2 separate regions of the Homo sapiens genome follow, and region 1 is linked to region 2. A link is a loop called in an ENCODE intact Hi-C map of the cell type or tissue named here. Cell type or tissue: OCI-LY7. All regions are shown on one strand. Each heading gives the region's core, and the rest is flanking DNA. Links, peaks and the distances in the headings are about the cores only.

What was found. Hi-C counts contacts between places; a loop is a spot of excess contacts. Peaks named below come from ENCODE experiments on the same cell type or tissue, not always from the same donor. Only the 100,000 strongest peaks of a DNase experiment are listed, where the experiment ranks them.
Region 1: a loop joins it to region 2, with 2.7 times the contacts of the local background. A loop is called at or near these places in 1 of 110 quality-filtered maps.

Annotation. Positions count from the first base shown.
Region 1 is chr17:83,117,600-83,120,503 of GRCh38, reverse strand. LOC101930496 (a long non-coding RNA gene) reads right to left here. Exons shown (of 3, transcript XR_007065980.1): 2 at 636-1,575; 3 at 4-201. Among named protein-coding and RNA genes, the nearest start is that of METRNL, 39 kb to the right of the region's middle. In OCI-LY7, for the core only: a CTCF peak has its summit at 1,404; DNase peaks (open chromatin) are centred at 1,303 and 1,693; H3K4me3 peaks cover 457 bases; H3K27ac peaks cover 1,633 bases.
Region 2 is chr17:82,916,446-82,919,349 of GRCh38, reverse strand. The region is part of intron 23 of TBCD (tubulin folding cofactor D); the gene reads right to left. Among named protein-coding and RNA genes, the nearest start is that of ZNF750, 78 kb to the right of the region's middle. In OCI-LY7, for the core only: CTCF peaks have their summits at 1,282 and 1,498 (motif pointing right); DNase peaks (open chromatin) are centred at 1,469 and 1,809; H3K27ac peaks cover 256 bases.

The DNA.
Region 1 (2,904 bases), core at 158-2,657, 200 kb before region 2:
CAGGGGAGCGCACAGGGGAGCGCACAGGCAGCACGGTGCACGCTGTGCCGTTTGCACCGCAGGTTCCTGTTTTCAGTTGCAGTTCTACCTGCACTCTGCTCTACAAGGTTCCTCTTCCTCTTTTCCTCCCCAACTGGCACCTCTCTCTCTTCCTCTCTTTCCCTTTTTCTTTTTCAAACAGCTTCATTGAGGAAAAAATGCCTGTACTACAAAAATCAACCATTTAAAGTGTAGAATCCGGTGGTCTTTTGTACATTCCCAAGGTTGTATGACTCTCTAATTTTAGAATGTTTTCATTACACAAAAAGGAAACCCCATACATTAGCGGCCCCTCCCCCGCCCCTCTGAGCCCCTCCCCCAATCCCTCCCCAACCCCCCAGCCCCTCCCCAGCCCCTTCCAACGCCTCCCCAACCCCTCCCCAACCCCTCCCCAGCCCCTCCCCAACCCTCCCCAGCCCCTCCCCAACCCCTCCCCAGCCCCTCCCCAGCCCCTCCCCAGCCCCTCCCCAGCCCCTTCCAACCCCTCCCCAACCCCTCCCCAGCCCCTCCCCAACCCCTCCCAAGCCCCGCCCCAGCCCCTCCCCAGGCCACGCAACCAGTGTCCACTTTCTGTCTCTGGATTTGCCTCTTCTTACCTCTTCGTATAAATGGAATCATACACTACGCGGCCTTCTGTGTGTGGCTTCTTTCACTGAGCATGATCTTTTCACGGCTCATCCATGTTGTCATATGACAGGGCTTCATTCCTTTTTATTTTCACATAATAGCACACTGCACAGATATACCACTTTTTTTTTTCTTTTTGAGGCAGAGTCTCGCTCTGTCGCCCATTCTGGAGTGCAGTGGCGCGATCTCGGCTCACTGCAACCTCCGCCTCCTGAGTTCAAGCGATTCTCCTGCCTCAGCCTCCCGAGTACCTGGGATGACAGGCGCCCGCCACCACACTCAGCTAATTTTTGTATTTTTAGTAGAGACGGGGTTTCATCATGTTGGCCAGGATGGTCTCGATCTCCTGACCTCAGGTGATCCGCCTGCCTCGGCCTCCCAAAGTGCTGGGATTAAAGCGTGAGCCACCGCGCCTGGTAGATGTACCACATTTTCTTGTCTGTTGATGAACTTGGGGCTGTTTCCACTTTTTCGCTGTTATGAATAACACCAGGTACACGTGTTACGGGGGACGTGTTTCTGCTTCTCTTTGGCTACATCTAGGCGTGGATTGCTGGGTCGTGTGGGAAGTCCGCGCCTGTTATCTGAGGAGTGACCGGCTGTTTTGCAGTGGCTGCGCCCGCCCACGTTCCCGCCGGTGGTGACAGGCTGGTTCCTCCCCCGCCTCCCCAGCACTTGCCATCTGTCCGTGAGGAGGGCGGTCCTGCTGCCGAGGACCCTCGTTCACGGGCCGCTCTTTCCGCTGTGTTTCCCACCCCACCCATCTCTGTTCTTTGAGCTGGAACTCGGGGTCAGCCATCCGGAGCTTCCACCCACAGCTTCCCTTTGACTTTTCCAGGTCCACCTCTGTGCTTCTCCCATCCCTCTTCTTACAAAAGTGCCTTTCTGCTGCCAGTCTTGCGGCCACACCTGCACAGAACAACAACTTTTTCAGGATTCTTTAGTAAAATAATAAAATGATTAAGCATAAACACAAAGAACATGCTTTTATATCAAATATACTGCAATGGGGGGGGTCGCTATGCAAGCACAGGGGAAGGCGCTTTGTTCTTAGGTGCAAGCACCACTTTCTCACAGGCAGACATGTTAATAGTTTAGACGAGCAGAGCTAATCCCTCCTGGAGCCCCGGCTCTCCCGGACCCAAGCTTCACAAAGCACCTCTCCCGGCACGGCCTGGGCACGTGAGTGAGGAAGAGACGTCCTGGATGTGGGAAATTCTTCCCCGGGAGCTCTCCCAGCCCCTCCGTTCCCACTATCTTACACCCCTCACACTCTAGCTACTGCAGGGGCATCTCTGAGGCTTCACTGGCTGTTCATTGCGTCTCCTCCCCACACAGTAACCTCCCAGGCCTCCCCACATCCACCAGAACGGAACCCAACCTCCATGCCAGGTTCATGAGCTAGCTACGGCCACAGAACAACACTTAGTGACTCCCACAACAGTGAACGTTGATTATCCTCAAGGTCTTTGGCTCAGGGGTTTGGCGCTGCTCAGCTGAGCCTGTTTGGGGTCTGCTGTGAGGTTGCAGTCGAGAGGTAGGTCGACGGTAGCCCCCTCTCAAGGCTGGGGAGGCTTCAGTTCCCCACAGGGTGAGCCTCACAGGCTGCTTACAGGCCCTGCAACAGGGCAGCTGCTCCCCCAAAGTGAATGACAAGAGAGTGCACCAGGCAGAAGCCATCCTTTTCTGACCTCACCTGGGGAGTCTCAGAGCATCACTCCCACCATATCCTACTCACTAAAGGCAGGTCCGGAGGCACAGCCCGCGTTCAGGGGAGAGGAACCGGGCTCTACCTTTTGGAAGGAGGGCTGTCAAAGTAGCAGATATACTTTAAACCATCATGCCAGGTATCCAAGACCCCACAGCCTGTCCCAGCCCAAGGTCCCTGTTGCCTAAGGAGATGCACAATGAACATTTGCTCATTAAAGTTTCTGACAGTCCTGCAGGTAAGCAACCTGTTTGGTTGTGTTCAGTTCCAAGTTTATGTGCACATAGAACACGTACAGCAATATGTCCAAGGCCTTTGTTTGGTGTACGGTAATGAGGAAGCAGACGGCAAGCTCTTTGGGGGCCAAGCGGGTGTGTCATACACACAACCCCGACCACAGTGCACACATGGGAGGCTTCCAAAACTGTGGACCAAATAATAATACCTCAATAGTATACTTATTTCCTTTGCACATCAAGGTCAAATTCTAAAAAGGAAAATGTCTATATAACAGAGAGATTTCTAGGCTG
Region 2 (2,904 bases), core at 195-2,694:
GTTTCTACCTTGTGGAATTATTATGATAAAATCTGTTAGCTGGGGATTACATGCCAAGAGGGGGGAAACAAAAAGAAACAAAAAACCCCAGAAAACCAGTTCTTACCACAAGTTAGAAAAACCCAGCGAGGGGCTGCTGGGACCTGACATTCAGGGTCTTCTTTAAACTCAGAGGAGGGGAGGAGAAAGGAAGCGCCGGGCGAGACTCTGGGCCCCCCCCGTAAACTACTTCTCTTTACTTCTGCGCAGATTTGAAAATTTCTAAACTAAGAAGTTTTCTTCAGAGACTGACACTGTCCTACAACGTCTCCTAAAATTTCTTCGAGGATTTTTATGATGGTAGTTTTTATGCGTAAGTTATTAGTTACTCTCACATTTAGTTTTAGATACGACTTTACCTTCTTCCACGTGGGCACCTGTGACACCATCACTCACTCAAGTGACACGCCTTTGTCCCAGCGCGAATCCTTTCAGCTCTGAACAGAGTACTGCTCTGATGTGTGTTGAGGACTGGGAAATGAAAGTCTTAACTAGTTTTTAAAATAATTTTCTTGGAGATGCACCTGCATGTGAACTTTAAATGTATTTTATAATCAAGTTAAAAACGGCACGCGCGGCTCAGCGGTGCCTCAGCCTCTCACGAAACGGCACGCGGGGCTCAGCGGTGGAATGAAGCGGTGCCTCAGCCTCTCACGAAACGGCACACGGGACTCAGTGGTAGACATGAAAAGGCTTGTACCCACATCTCGCACAGGAATATTCCTGGCAACCTTGTTCACAACAGCAACAGATAGAAATAGCCCCAGTGTACTCTACTGAGTGCTGGTCGAACACACTCTGGTAAAACCCAACCGTGGGCTAGGAAGGCACAAACTGTGAACACATGGACAGCTGGATGGGGTCTCGGCACCACGCTCACAGAAAATGCCCACCTCGAAATGCCACGACCATACGAGTCGATCATGGCATATTCTAGAAGGGACAGACTGGTGGCAGGGGGGCAGGGTGAGAATGCAAAGGGCAGGGGCTGTCTCTGTGGGAAGGATGCAGGTTTCTGATTTGAGTGTGGAGTTAGTTACAGAAATCTACACAGGGCATCAATCTGCACGAAACTAGACACACATGGCCACTCCACACACACATGAAGCCACGAAACCGCACAGGCCTGCAGTCCAGTTAGAGGCAGGGCCTCGACACCGCAGTCCCGGCTCCAACACTGTCATACCCGGAGTCACCGCGGAGGAAGCATGGGAAGCACAGCCAGGCTCTATTACTAATCTCATAACTTCCTGTAAGTCTATAATTATTTCGAAATGAAGAATATTTTTTAAAAACTAACAGACTAGATAACGCAGACCAACCCTCCACTAAGACATTTTTAAAAGCCAGACAAAATGAAAACACACAGGAAGTGCCTGCAGTTACCAGAGAGCTCACGAAGACCTGAGAGGGACAGAGCGGCGGGGGCCAACTCTCCCCGGCTCACGGCTGACTCCAGGGGGCGCCACAAGAACCAGAAACCCCCAACAGTGCATCCAGGAGCATCTCCAGCTAGCAGGAGAACGGGAGTCCAGGATGACCAAAGGGAGAAGCGGTAGAGCCCTCACCACAGGCTCTGAACCCAGAGGACCACACCTAGAAATAGGTGTAAAACGTGGGCCAGCCCAGCACGGACCCCTCCTACGTCCCAAAACCCAATGGAGGTGACCCCGACAGCAAGCACCCGCCTCCCGTCAAGAGCCAACATCAAGTCTCTCTGGGAGAGGAGAACATTGCAGACCTCAAAGCATTTCTGTCATGTCTTGTTCCTGCAGCTTGGTGGAGATGCTTTTCATGTATGATATACCGTCCTTCAGAAACAGCCACAGAGGCTCCAGATGATGACATTAAACAAAGATTTTAAACCATGCTTAATATGTTCCAGGATGTGAAAAAAATGAAAACTATAAAAAATAAGTTCTGAAAAATAAAAAAATTCAAGGATGCGTTTAACGGCAGATAAGGCACACCTGAAAGAATTTGTGACAATGAAATTTAAATCAAAGAAAATGTTCCTGTAATCCCAGCACTTTGGGAGGCCAAGGTGAGCAGATCACAAGGTCAAGAGATCGAGACCAGCCTGGCCAACGTGGTGAAACCCCATCTCTACAAAAAATACAAAAATTAGCTGGGTGTGGTGGCGCATGCCTGTAGTCCCAGCTACTCAGGAGGCTGAAGCAGGAAAATCGCTTAATCCCGGGAGGCGGAGGTTGCAGTGAGCTGAGATTGTGCCACCGCACTCCAGCCTGGTGACAGAGCAAGACTCCAACTCAAAAAAAAAAAAAAGAAAAGAAAAGAAAAAAAAAAGTCCAAACTGAATAAGACAAAACCAGAGGAGGGAGTGTAAGGAGGCGTAAAGAATTAAGTGCGGTGATCCAGACAAGACGTGGGTAATAAGAGTCCCAAAAGGAGAGGAGAGGCCAGTGAGCAATGTTCAAAGAGATCATGGCTAGGAATTTTTCTAAAGTGAACAAAACATCGACAGAAAATACAGATTATGGAACAAGTATGAACCCTAGAGCCCCAAGTCAGATAAACACAAAGGGAACTTGTTCTAGGAATATCACGGTAAAAGTGCTGAAAACCAAATAAAGATAAAAATCTCAAAAGAAGCCAGCGAAACTTAAAAGATTGTCTCCAATACAGTAATAAGTAGACTGGCAGCTAACCTCTCCAGAAGACAAGAGACTATTATCTTTAAAGTGCCAAAACACAAACGAATGAATAAATGCAAACTAAAGTTTCATTCTTAGCAAAAATAACCTTTAAGAATCAAAGTGGGGAAAAAAAAAAAAACAGCACCTTTGGGAGGCCGAGGTGGGTGGATCACCTGAGGTCAGGAGTTCAAGACCAGCCTGGCCCACA